2 separate regions of the Homo sapiens genome follow, and region 2 is linked to region 1. The links are chromatin contacts, found by Hi-C or POLR2A ChIA-PET in ENCODE. All regions are on one chromosome and are shown on one strand. Each heading gives the region's core, a stretch centred on a gene start or an enhancer-like site at or near the end of the contact. The rest is flanking DNA. Distances are from core to core; before and after follow the strand shown.

Region 1 (6,338 bases), core at 3,146-5,645:
GACCTGGGGGGCCAGGCCCTGCTCCTGCAGCCCCAGAGCTCGCACTATAGTCTCTTCCTCAAGGCCCCCACATTGCTGACCCTGCCCTGCCCCAAATCAAGCTCACTTCAGGGCTGGGGCACCAGGGTGCTTGGACTCCCCCATACCCATACATTTGGGAACCCTGTCACCTCTCTGAGCCTCAGTTTCCGCATCTCTTCAATGGCTGGTGTCAGGGAGGAGGTGGAACTAGGTGACCACTGAGGGCCTTTTGCTCCTCAGCTCTTCTCTGCACAGAGAGGGAAACTGAGGCCCAGGAAGGGAAAGGAACCAGTCCAAGGACACACAGCCAGGGCAGGCCCGGGACCCAAGCCCAGGTCCCCAGCACCACAGCCACCCCCTCGGGCAGGTTGCCTCGCCTGCATCCTCTGTGGGCAAATGGAGACACCTCAACACCCCACTGAGCTGTGAACGTTACCCCCGACATAGCCGGGACCACCGTCCACACTGATGCCGAGGAGGAGGAGGCCGGGGTCAGCGCAGGCATCCGCCAGCCCAGCTCTGTCCCCAGAGAGAAAATGGCCGCGCACGTCTCCTGCTTCCCCGTGGGCTCGGCAGCCCAGAGGGAGACTTAAGCGCTGTGGAAATGACAGAGGGACCTTTTGCCTACTGTGAAAACTGCATGGGCGCAGCCAGGCAGCGGTGGGAATTACATGCTATTTTCCAGACTCTCGTCAGGTGGCACAGAATCCAGGGTTCAGCCTCTCTGCAGAGCTGGGAGCTGTGTGTGCGGCACAGGCCTTGGGCTGGCCTCACTCACCCTCCATGCAGCCCCTTTAGTGAGCACCTACTATGTGCTGTCACTCAGAGAGGCCCCCAGGGCCAGGGGGATTTTTAGCCATATTTTATGGGTGAGGAAAGTGAAGCTCAGAGAGGTGCAGCCACTTGCCCAGGGCCACACAGCAAACTCGCTCATCCTAACGGTTCACACTCAGGCTTCCCAGCTGAGCTCCATGCATAATTAACTCACTGAATCCTTTGAGCAGCCCCAGGAGGCAGGTTCTATTAGTCCCATCTTACGGATGAGGACACTGAGGTGGGGGCGGCCACATTTGCCTGCTGACCCCCAGCCGGCCCCGTTCCTGGAGCAACTAAAAGACAGCCTCATTTTAGATGGTAAGGCATGGTCCGACGTTGCATGGCCCAGCTATTTTCCCCCACAGCTTCATGTTTCCCCAACACAAAGACGGCTTGTGCCTCACCAGCCAGGCACGGCTGGGCTGCTGTCTGCCCATCCAGATGCTGCCATGCGGACACCCATCTGTTCAGGAGCCAGAGACCCTCGAAGAGGCCAAACAAACGCTTCCTTGGTTCAAACTCTGCCCTCGTCTCAGGCAAGAGCCAAGGAGGCCAGTCTAATCCTTCCCCCTCTGAACCCCAAGACCCCAGCACCAGGGCAGCTCCTGGCAGCTTTCCGGGGAGAAGGAGGATGTAGTGTCTCACACACGAGTGTCCGCATGCTGATATTTGTGCACACGTGTGTAAACATGCATGTAAACACGGTCCCACTGGGACTGGGGGGCCTGGGGTCTCCCATCTGCCCTGGGGCACCCATACAGATGGTGCCATTTACAAAACTCTCGCTCCCCGGCTAGAGTCTCAGAATCATATTTCCAGGCCCCTCTTCCAAAACTAGGGGGAGAGAGGAGCCCCGCAAGGGCCACCCCAGCTTCGGTGCAGCTCTCTGGGTGGGCAGGGGTGGGGCTGGCAGCAGGGCATGGGAGGGGAGAGTGCGGCTCAATTTCTGCACCAGGTGCTGTCTGGACGGGGTGCTGGGAAGGGAGGCTGCCTCCGCCTCTGCCTTCAGGGCTGGGCTCAGGCGGTTCCAGCAAACAGGATGCCCTTCCCCCTCACATCCCAGGCCAATCCGTTGTCCCCCCAACATTTCACTGTCACCTTCCCTGAGCCCAAAGACCCGAAAGCCTCCACCTGGCCCGTCCCCCGTGATGGCGCCCGGGGCAGTGCTGGGTGGATACTCATGGGATGGTGGTGCTGGGTGGTTACTCAGGGGGTAAATGCCTGAAGGCTGGACCAGCACCTCCAAGGCCTTGGATTCCCCTCGCTCCCAGCCTTCCTGGTTCTCCACTCATACCCCCAGTTCTCGGAAATTGTCTCCAGAGGCTGTTGGGGGTTTCCTGGGTACTGTCATAAAGGGACACTGAGGCGCAGAAGTACGCCTTGCCTGTCAACCCCAGGAAAGAGGTGGCTGTGCCAGGTAGCACCTACTCCCCGGCATCCCCGGAGTCCGTCCCTGTTGGGTCTTCTGAGTGTGAATGCAGGGACGCCCCCAAGTCCCGAGCGGCCATAGCACTAGCTTGGGGGGCGTTCTCCTCAGAACCACGCCCTGCAGGTCCAGGATGGGGAACAGAGGACCCCGGTGGTGCCGCCACCTCCTCCCGCCTTTGTCGGCCCCCAAGGCCTCAAACCCAAGCCTCTGGCGCCCTCTGGTGGCCACATGGAGGAGGGGCGCACACGGCTGCGGGAGGCTGTTGCAGGCTAAATGTGGGCTGGTCCGGGGTGGGGGTCTCCGCATGGACCCGGGAACTGCCTGAGCCAGAGCCGACCCACCCATACTCACCCACCCACCCATGCACTCCACCAGACCTGAATGCCGCCCTACTGAACCTTAATGGTACCGTTGGAAAGACCTGAGGGCAGGACCCCTCCCAGAATTCTGATCCCCTGCCCTCGGCTTGTATGCCTTCTGGGATAGGAAGCTCACGATCCAGCTCTTTCCATTAAGGCAGATGGGTCGGGAGCTTTTTTTTTTGTTTGGGACAGAGTCTCGCTGTGTCGCCCAGTCCTGATCCTCTGGGTTCTCCTCCTCTGCCACCACCTTTGCACAGATGGCAGCATACACACGGTCCTGCCCAACAGCTCAGGCCCGCCCAAACCTCCTTGCCTGGTTTCCTACCATCCCATCATCCACAGCTGGAGTGACAGTAAAAACCAAGGCCGCAGTCTGTGAGAAGCTCTCCCCTGTCTCTTCCCCAGCATCTCGCTGGGGTAGTCACTGGCCACCTCCATCCAACCTGAGACCTCCTTCCACCCACTAATCAGTTGCCCTCAGGATGAAGCCAAACCTCCCAGCATGGCCTCAGCCCAGTCCTGGCCCTATTGCCTCCCCCACAGCAATAGCTCCTGCTCCACAGCCCCAGACAGACTGTCCTTCAGGGCCTCTTGGCTCTAAGCCTTTCCACAGGCTGTTCCCTCTGCCTCTCACACTCTTCCATGCCATTATTCACTCCTCTAGACTCATCCTCAGCCCCTGCCTGCTGCTCCCGCAGTTCCCTGGCACAGACCCCTGGCCCCACTCCCATTCCTCATCACACATCCATTTTCTCTTCTCTTGCCAGGAAATGGGCTCTCTGAAGGTACGCAATGAGCCCAAGAAGTTAGCACTGTGCCAATGCCAGCAAGCACCCAACTCCCAGCAGATACCCAGTGCAAGCTTGCTGAACCAGTGCTCCGGTGAAGAAATGAACACTTGGACTTTCAAAGACATGACAGGTGCCATCCTGGTGGGTGGCTGTCTCCCAGGCCACCCTCAAATCAACCGCGTCTCCTCCATCATCATCTTAGCTGTGTGTGTCCCTGCACCACAGTGAGCCAGGACCTCCCACAGTGAGCCAGGACTTCCCACCATCAGCACCCTGACCAGCCCGGGCAGGCGAGGTAGTGAGCTCCCCGTCACTGGGGAGTTTCCGAGCCTTCTGACTGTGGGGTTGGTAAACAGTCAATTCCTGTACCAGGCTCTTGGCATGCTGTCCGCTGACTGAGAGCTCATGACTTGGGTCTTTATAAAAACATCGGCTGACAGTTGCCAACATTGTCAGGAATCTGGTTTCTCAAGGACTGCCTTCCGAAGAGCAGCAGGCAGGGGGCTTCCTGTCTTGCACCCCACGGGGACCCCGCAGTCTGCACTGGGACACACGGCCCGGAGGGAAGGGGTACGGGATGGGTTGATTTGTGTTTCCACAAAATAATGGGTTCAAGTCCTAACCCCAGTCCCTCCGAATGTGGCCTCATGTGGTCTTAACAGAAATAACCAAGTTAAGGCTGGGCATGGTGGCCCACGCCTGTAATCCCAGTGCTTTGGGAGGCCAAGGCTGGTGGATCATTTGAGGTCAGGAGTTCAAGACCAGCCTGCCCAACATGGCGAAACCCCGTCTCTACTAAAAATACAAAAAATTAGCCGGGTGTGGTGGGGTACACACCTGTAATCCCAGCTACTCAGGAGGCTGAGGCAGGAGAATTGCTTCAATCTGGGAGGCAGAGGTTGCAGTGAGCCAAGATCGAGCCACTGCACTCCAGCCTGGGCGTCAGAGTGAGACTTTGTCCCTCTCCCCCACACACACACACAAAAAGTAACCAAGTTAAGATGAGGTCATTGAAGGGCCCTAATCCAAGACGGGTTCCTGTAGCAAGGGGAAGGTAAACAGACAAGCAGAGGGAAGACAATGCAGAGATACAGGAAGAAGACAGCTTGGGAAGATGGAGGACGGAAGGACAGGAGTGACGCAGCCACACGCTAAGGGACACCAGAGGCCACTGGAAGCTGGAGAGAGGCCTGAGCCGGAGGCTTCCTGGCACCTTCAGAGGCTGCGTGGCCCTGCCCATGCCCTCACTATGGACCTCAGGCCTCCAGAACCATGAGGCAGAACAGTTCTGTGTTCTAAGCCACCAGTTTGAGACATTTTGTTACCCTCGCCCTGGGAAACTAAGACATGGCATGAGCCCCATCTTGCAAATGAAGAAACTGAGGTTCAGGAAGGGGAGAAGGGCCCTGGCTGAGGACACACGGCAAGCCAGCAGCAGAGCTGCCTTTGAACCCTACTCTGCCAACTCAGGGTTTTCAACACTTTCCTGCGTGTCCCCTGGGGGACTCACGCAGTGACCTTGGCCAATGCGACCTTGGACAATGTCCCCAGGCCTCAGCAGCAAGTCTGCCAAATGGGGTGACATCGCTCCCACAGCAGAAGGTGGAGGTGAGGACTCAGAATGGGCGTTCAGGTGCCACAGTGCACAGAGCGCAGGGGCGAGCTGTTACCCCTCTCATTGGGGTCTAAACAAAGCCATGTAGCTGCCTTGCACCAAGTCTGCCCCGGAGGCACACCAGGAAACCGCTCGAGGGGTGCTCATCTCCTTCCCACACCCCTCCGCCTCCATCTCCCTCTGCCCGGCCCTTCCCAGGTGCCTCACCTTTCCTGTGGCGCCGTGGGACACATACTTGGCCCCCTCCCGCTGGGCGATTTCCACTTGTTTGCGGGCGATGCAGGGCCTGGCAAGAGAGGTGCCCAGGAGGTAGCGGTCCTCATACAGTGCGCTGGACTGGATGGCCGGCCAGATGAACTCCTCCACAAACTCCCTGCTGACATCCTCAATGAACACCTACGGGAAGAGGAGCCCAGAAGGAAGAAGTAGGCAAGGACAGGGGCCATCTGGCATACAGAGCCCCAGGGGCCTCAGCTAGCTGAGACCTATACGGGGCCACCCCCGCTGTACCTGGTGCTTCTTCTTCTGCATCTGTAGTAGACATCATTCATCAATCCCAGCACACTGCACTGTTACTCTCCCTCCTGCACTCATGGCAGACATTGCTAATCAATAGCTCTCTTTTTTTTTTTTTTTTTGAGTCGAAGTCTTGCTCTGTTGCCCAGGTTGGAGTGCAGTGGCTCAGTCTCAACTCACTGCAACCTCCGTCTCCCAGGTTCAAGCAACTCCCCTGCCTCAGCCTCTTGAGTAGCTGGGATTACAGGCGCATGCCACCATGGCTTGCTAATTTTTGTATTTTTGGTAGAGACGGGGTTTCACCATGTTGGCCAGGTTGGTCTTGAACCCCTGACCTCAGGTGATCCAGCTGCCTCGGCCTCCCAAAGTGCTGGGATTACAGGCACAAGCCACCGCGGCCAGCCTGCTAATCAATCCTGATGCACCGTTCTGTGAAACTGGATGTGGCTTCTAAATCAGCCCCAACAAGATGAAACTTAGTTGTCACCTAAGATCTCACAGCAGTAGTTCCCAACCAGAGACGGTTTTGTCCCTGTTGGGGGTGGGAGTAGGGGAGGCATTTGGAAGTATCTGGAGATATTTTTGGTTGCCACAACTACCAGGTGGGGGGTGGAATTCTGGCATCTAGTGGGTAAAGGCTATGGGGATACTGCTAAAATCCTCCCGTGCACAGGACGGCCAGCCACACGGGAACAAGGCCAAGACTGAGAAACCCCGATCCAGAGGAATGGTTCTTGAAATGTAGACCCCCAGGGGTTCCCAATGACTTTTCAGGGAGACACTGAGTG
Region 2 (6,338 bases), core at 1,366-3,865, 310 kb before region 1:
TGTCTCTAGTTAGGTTTCTCATAGGGGTTTTAATTTAATTCTCACAAAGACCCTATAGAGTGGGCCTATTATAGACAGGTCCTCCAAGGCTTGGAAGGATGCACTAATTCGTTCCTTCAACAAAGACTATTCTGTGCCAGGAACACGACAGCAGACAGGGTCAGACAGAGCCTTGGCCATCAGGTAACTTACTACCGTTCTTCTTCACTGGCTCTAACAAGCAACATCCCCCAGACCAGTGCAAAGCCAGGCTGATGCAAGGGCTCTGGGGAGGCCTTTCAGCCTAGCTGGGGGCAGGGTGGTCATCAGTGGAAACTTCCTGTTTCTGCTCCTTGGTGCTGCCTCACTTCCACCGCCATCAGACTGAGGATACACAGCTAGTCGTCACTGGCTCTGTCCTGGGGGGACTTTGCTCTTGCCAGTGACAGTCTTCCATACGCTCTGAGTTGCTGCTAAATGCCCGTGCACACCAAGCCTCCCAAGTTACAGACCTAGCAGAGCATGAATTATTTTACAAATTCACAAATGTAGCAACCAAGTAAATCCTGCTGCCAGTCTTCCCATCAAGAAGGAAACAGAAAAAGCAGAGGCTGCAAGCTCTAATGCTTACAGGGTTCAGGAAGTTGTACACATAGGAGTGTATGGGGGTTGGGGGGAAGGGGGCTCTCCCATCTGGGTGATGCTGTTCAAGAGAGCAGCGGCTACTCAGCTCCAGCAGATAGCTACCATGTGAAAACGCAGGGTTTTGGAAGTAAAATATATTGTTTTAAAAAAATTACGATGGAAATCTTAAAATTTCCTAATTTTTAAATCCATAGGTTCCACTTCATTTTTTTCCTCGCAATTTCCATGTTAATTAAACCAAGTCATTTGTTGTGCAGAATTCCCACCAGTCTAAATCTTGATGATTGAATTTAACATGTCACTTTCTTCTGCATGAAACTTTATTTTCTCAAATGCAGGTGGCCATTTCTGTTTAAAAGAGATGTCCTATTTGTGAATGTGTGTGTACGTGTGTGTGAGTGTGCACACACATGCACACGTGCACTTTACTTCAGAGAGCTGGCCTGTGGCTGCTCTGAGGAATCAAATGTGTTCCCTTTTCATAAAACCTGCAGCTCCTCCAGAACTAAAACTCGGTATTCAAATATGAGGTCAGGCCGGGCACAGTGGCTCCTGCCTGTAATCCCAGCACTTTGGAGGGCCCAGGCGGGTGGATCACCTGAGGTCAGGAGTTCGAGACCAGCCTGGCTAACATGTTGAAACCCCATCTCTACTAAAAATACAAAAATTAGCCAGACGTGGTGGCAGGCACCTGTAATTCCAGCTACTCGGGAGGCTGAGGCACAAGAATCGCTTGAACCCGGGAGGCGGAGGTTATAGTGAGCAGAGATTGTCACTGCAGTCCAGCCTGGACAACAGAGTGAGACTCCGTCTCAGAAAACAAGAAGTCAGACTCTCCACTGTAACATGGCATTCTGAGGCCATGTGAATCTTTAGAAGAATGGGATCGCAAAGGGACTCCTGGAATTCCAAACAGATCTATCAATAATTGAATGAGGTAGTTTCAGATGGCATGAGCTGCAAAGAAATGAAAAGGGGAAGAGGACAAAGAGCTGATGCTGGTGTGGGTACTGTGGCCTGGGCCATCAGGGAAGGTCTTTCCGAAAAGATGTCATGTGAGCTGGGGCCTGCATGGGTCTGAAAGAGCCAGGCACCAGAAGCTGAGTGAAGGGCAGGGCCCAGGGAACCCTAAGAGGAAAAAGCACTGGCAGTAAACAAAGGGAGTGACAGGAGGGAAATTCGAGAGGGAAACCAGGCCCAGACCACGCAGGCTGTGGAGAGAAGCTGAACATTACTCTAACTGAGATGGGTACCCATCGAGGGACAGGAAACTGGGTAGTGAAAAGATCTGATGTAAGTTTCTAAGGGAGGGTCTCTCTGCTAGCAGGAGGAGGACAGACCCAGATGGCAACAGGAGGCTGGGAAGTCTTTGAGATCAGAGCCGGGGCAAGGCAGGGTGGGGCCGGGGTGGTAGCCCTGACAGCAGAGCAGTGGGTGGTGTGAGGTTTATTCTAGGCACTTGTGACTGTATCGGACAAGAAAGAGAGGGCAGAGGAGGAGGCAAGGATGAAAGCTAGAGGGTGGCAAGGCCCTGGGGGGAGATGATGCTGGGGTCACAGGCTGTGGCCTTGTCCCCAAGTCCTAAGGCATCAAAAACAGACAAGGCCAGGTTTGGTGGGAACTCACTAAGTCAAAAGAAAAGGCCCCTGCAAGTGCCTACACTTCCTCATCTTCCTAACCACGGGGCACACTCATTTGTATCCCAATGAGACACATCCAGTACCTGCACCCTCCAGCTCCCTGTCAGAAGCCACCAGTGGTGGGGCCGCCCTTCACTGCATGTTTACCACTCTTTCCTCAGGGCCCTACGCAGAAGTCTGTCTGCGGTCATGGATCTCTTCCTGGGCCTACAGTAAGGCATCTGTCCTGACAGTAAGGCATCTGTCCTGCCCAGCAAGACCCGCCTTCCAGGCTCCAGTCATCCGCATGCCCCTGAGCAGGCTGGCGGGGGCACTGGGGGCCGAGGCTTCTTGGTATGTGTCTGTGAGTGCCATGGCCGCATTCTTGAGAGCGCACCAACGCATGCCACGGCCCGGGGCCCTCACAGTCACAAGCTCCTGAGCAGCAGTTTCTCTGCAAGCCTGGGAAACAGGTCGTGGGCGATGACCTGCACCCACTTCATCTCCATCTGCCAAATACAGTCTGATGAATTCACCCAATTCTTCCCTTTATCTTTTCTTTCCTCAGGGAAGCACTCAAATATGAGACCAACACCCTGTCCTTGTGACTGCTTCTTTACCAAATTCTGCTGACAAACCGTTTTTCCACCAAGCCACCACAGACAAGTGATTAGTTTGGTCATTGCCAGGATTAAGAAAACCTGCCTATTATGCCCCATTAGATTCACAGTAACTTTCCAAAATTTCAATATGTGTTCAAGCATTAAATCTGTGGCATAAAGAAGAAAGCAGCAAAGGGAACTGGGGGGCCTAAAGAACAGAAGAGAAACACAAAGGCTGTCAGGTCTAATTGTGCCTCTACGTTACCAAATGACTTTCATTTCCTTCCTTATAAGAGAAATGAATACTGATCCGTCACTGTTAACACTCAGGTACACTGACGTACCCAGTAGACCTTCCAGAAGGGCAACTGGCAATATGTATCAAAAACCTTTAAAAGTTTCTATTCTTTTGATGTAGAAATTCCACTTCTAGGAATTTATCGTAAGGCCATAAGAATGTACAAAAATGGATCATGAAGATTCTGGGAGAAAAACTACAAACAATAGAAGCATTTGAGGCTTAGGGAAATGAATCATGGCCTATCCAACACCACAAGGATTTCCATGTAGACAGGATTTCCATCCTGCTAGCTACACGTTTTGAAGTGGGGGAGCAGCACCCAGGTGGCCCCCGGGTTGCTGGCTGTAGCACTGTCATAACCAAACCAAAGCCTCCCCTTGTACCTCTGAAAAAACCCCTTGAGAAGCTGATGAAGGATATGGACCTCCTCGCCCAAAAATAGCAAACCCAAAAACCAATAACCAAACATGAGACTGCACAAATGTTTGCATGTAATTTCAGGAAGCCTTAGAAGTCCAGAGGAAAGCAAATTATTCATATTTAACAACAAAAAAATCATCTTGACAAAATGATGAATTCTGAAAATGATCAACTCTGGCCAAAAAGAAAAGGGTGGAGGAACTTGTCTTTGGTTAATCAGCACACTACAAATTCTACTTGTATCCCTTGTATCCTCTTTTTTTTTTTTTTTGAGACAGTCTTGCTCTGTCACCCAGACTGGAGTACAGTGGCACAATCTTGGCTCACTGCAACCTCCACCTCCCAGGTTCAAGTGATTCTCCCACCTCAGCCTCCCAATTAGCTGGGATTACAGGCATGCGCCACCACGCCCAGCTAATTTTTGTATTTTTAGTAGAGACAGGGTTTCACCATGTTAGCCAGGCTGATCTCGAACTCCTGACCTCGTGATCCACCTGCCCTGGCCTCCCAAAGTGCTGGGATTACAGGCATGAGCCACTGTGCCTGGCCTTTTACTTGCCTCCTCTTAAGTGACATTATTCATCCAAGCCCAAGGTGTCAGGGACCCAAAACACAACATATCTGACCTTACGCATAACAAGCAAAAGAAAACACAGTGCCACCACGAAAAAGAAATCTGCACAGGTGTCCAGGTTTATCGAATGCATATATCAGAAGGAGAATCTGATGCTGCTAAATAAGCTAAACACATTGTTACAAGAAGAAGCACAAAGCACAGTCCCCCAATGGAAGCGGGAACTTTGAACATGGGAAAGGGTCAGCAATACAGTTCAGTCCCAACCAACAGGACCAGAGCTAGTTCCCTCCAGCAATAATGAAATAAAACTTGAAAAGCTCTGGACAGATGCCTCCTACACACAAACCTCACTTCACAGAAGAAACGCACTCCAGAAAACTCGGCTCCTATTTTCTCCCCTGGTTTCTGGGGTAAGCTCAGCTATATTCCTAGAGAAGAAAGATCTCCCTCAAGGACACAGTGATGTGTGTGTCCTGGCCTCTCTGACCCTGGCCCGCCTTGCTGTCTCCTCCAGGCCATGCGCTACTGCAGGCAGTGCCTTCCCACTCAGGACCTTCCTACAAACCTCCCCTCAGCCTGGAACACCCTCACCTCCCAAACGCCCACTCAGCGGCCCAGTCTCTGCCTAAGTGTCTCCTCTGGGAAGCCTCTTCTGCCCGTTCCCTGCCCCCATTATGTTAGGTTCATGTTCCCCTTGTGCTGGCAGGGGGTGGTAGCGGTACACGTGCCATTATGATGCTCATTTTACAGGCAGCGAGTGGCAAGCCTCCAAAATGCCCCCACTGATTCCCGGCACATTTGCTGAGTGAGTGCCCTCCCTCACTGAATAGGGTAGACTGGGGAACCAACAGGATACTGCAGAACAGCAGGGTAGCATCTGTGATTATAAAGACATGTCACTTCTGCCTTGTGATCTCTTGGATTACTTGCTCTGGGGAAAGCTGCTGACATGTTGTGAGGACACGCAAGAAGCATGTGGAGAGGTCCGTGTGGCAAGGAACTGTGGCCTCCTGTCAACTGCCAGCACTGCTCGCCAGCCCTGTGAGTGAGCCATCTTGGAGGCAGGCCTGCCAGCCCCAGTTAAGCCTTCAAATGACTCTGAAGTCCCAGCTGAAATCTTGTCTACAATCTCATGAGAGACCACAAGCTAGAACCACTCAGCTAACCCACTTCTGAATTCCTGATCTAACAGACCTCAAGGGCAAGAACCATGACTGTCCTTTTTAATATTATAGCCCAACCTAACACCAATATAATATACCTGGCATATTGTAGGCATTGTGTTAAGAGAATGAATAAATGGAATTAATTAAATGAAAAAAAACCACAAAAATGTTGAGTGGATGGTAGAGTGACATGCTCTATTCTTTACTTTGCTAAATTTAAATTTTTTTCCACAATTAACATGTATTATGGGGTCACTTCACTTGGATTCAATTTGAACTAGAACCTGAAATGAAAAAAAAAAAAAGCAATTATCCAAATGTCCCAGGGCAGGGGAACCAGAAAGAAGTGCAAAGGCCCTGAGGCTGAAACAAATGTCATACTGAAGAAACAGAAAGATGGGCCAATGATACATGAAGCGATGCTGGGACCTAGGCCAGATCTTGGTTATATGCTTGGCTTTTTTTGTGACATGGAAGGAGAAGCTATTAGGTTTTAAGCAGAGGAGCAACATGATCTCATTTGCATTCCTGAAAGACTATTCAGGTTTCCTTTTCTTTTTTTTTTTTTTTTTGAGACGGAGTCTCGCTCTGTCACCAGGCTGGAGTGCAGTGGCGCCATCTTGGCTCACTGAAAGCTGCACCTCCCGGGTTCATGCCACTCTCCTGCCTCAGCCTCCCGAGTAGCTGGGACTACAGGCACCCGCTACCACACCCGGCCAATTTTTTGTATTTTTAGTAGAGAAGGGGTTTCACCGTGTTAGCCAGGATGGTCTCGATCTCCTGACTTTGTGATCCACCTGCCTCAGCCTCCCAAAGTGCTGGGATTACAGGTGTGAGCCACCACGCCCAGCCAGATTATTCAGGTTTTCATATGAAAAATAACTAGCAGAGGAGGAAGACTGAAAGCAGGAGTATCAGTAAGGAGGCTATTGCACAAGCCCACAGGAAGTGATGGACTCGATCAGACACCCCTGTAAAGTGTTCAGCAAAACCCTGCACATTCAACACACCCAACAACTGTTAATTTCT

What was found. Hi-C counts contacts between places; a loop is a spot of excess contacts on that map. ChIA-PET counts read pairs that join two places held with the same protein, here RNA polymerase II (POLR2A). Pooled maps may share reads with other maps.
Region 2: a loop to region 1 is called in a pooled map, with 2.9 times the contacts of the local background. The contact joins two enhancer-like sites. A Hi-C loop is called at or near these places in 4 of 50 pooled maps. POLR2A ChIA-PET finds 5 or more read pairs at or near these places in 3 of 52 experiments (H1, HEK293 and WTC11).

The regions. Positions count from the first base shown.
Region 1 is chr9:130,457,493-130,463,830 of GRCh38, reverse strand. ASS1 (argininosuccinate synthase 1) reads right to left here. Exons shown (of 15, transcript NM_054012.4): 4 at 5,242-5,430. Among named protein-coding and RNA genes, the nearest start is that of ASS1, 16 kb to the right of the region's middle. RefSeq lists enhancers at 2,219-2,268, 2,349-2,438. Within about 2 kb of position 4,395, at least 2 of the 41 ENCODE cell types and tissues checked have a DNase peak (open chromatin) inside an H3K27ac peak, as active enhancers do.
Region 2 is chr9:130,762,453-130,768,790 of GRCh38, reverse strand. It overlaps a transcript of ABL1 not described here. Among named protein-coding and RNA genes, the nearest start is that of ABL1, 70 kb to the left of the region's middle. RefSeq lists enhancers at 738-1,543, 1,778-1,827, 1,838-1,897, 2,108-2,167, 2,198-2,367 and 1 more and a silencer at 3,182-3,231. Within about 2 kb of position 2,615, at least 8 of the 41 ENCODE cell types and tissues checked have a DNase peak (open chromatin) inside an H3K27ac peak, as active enhancers do.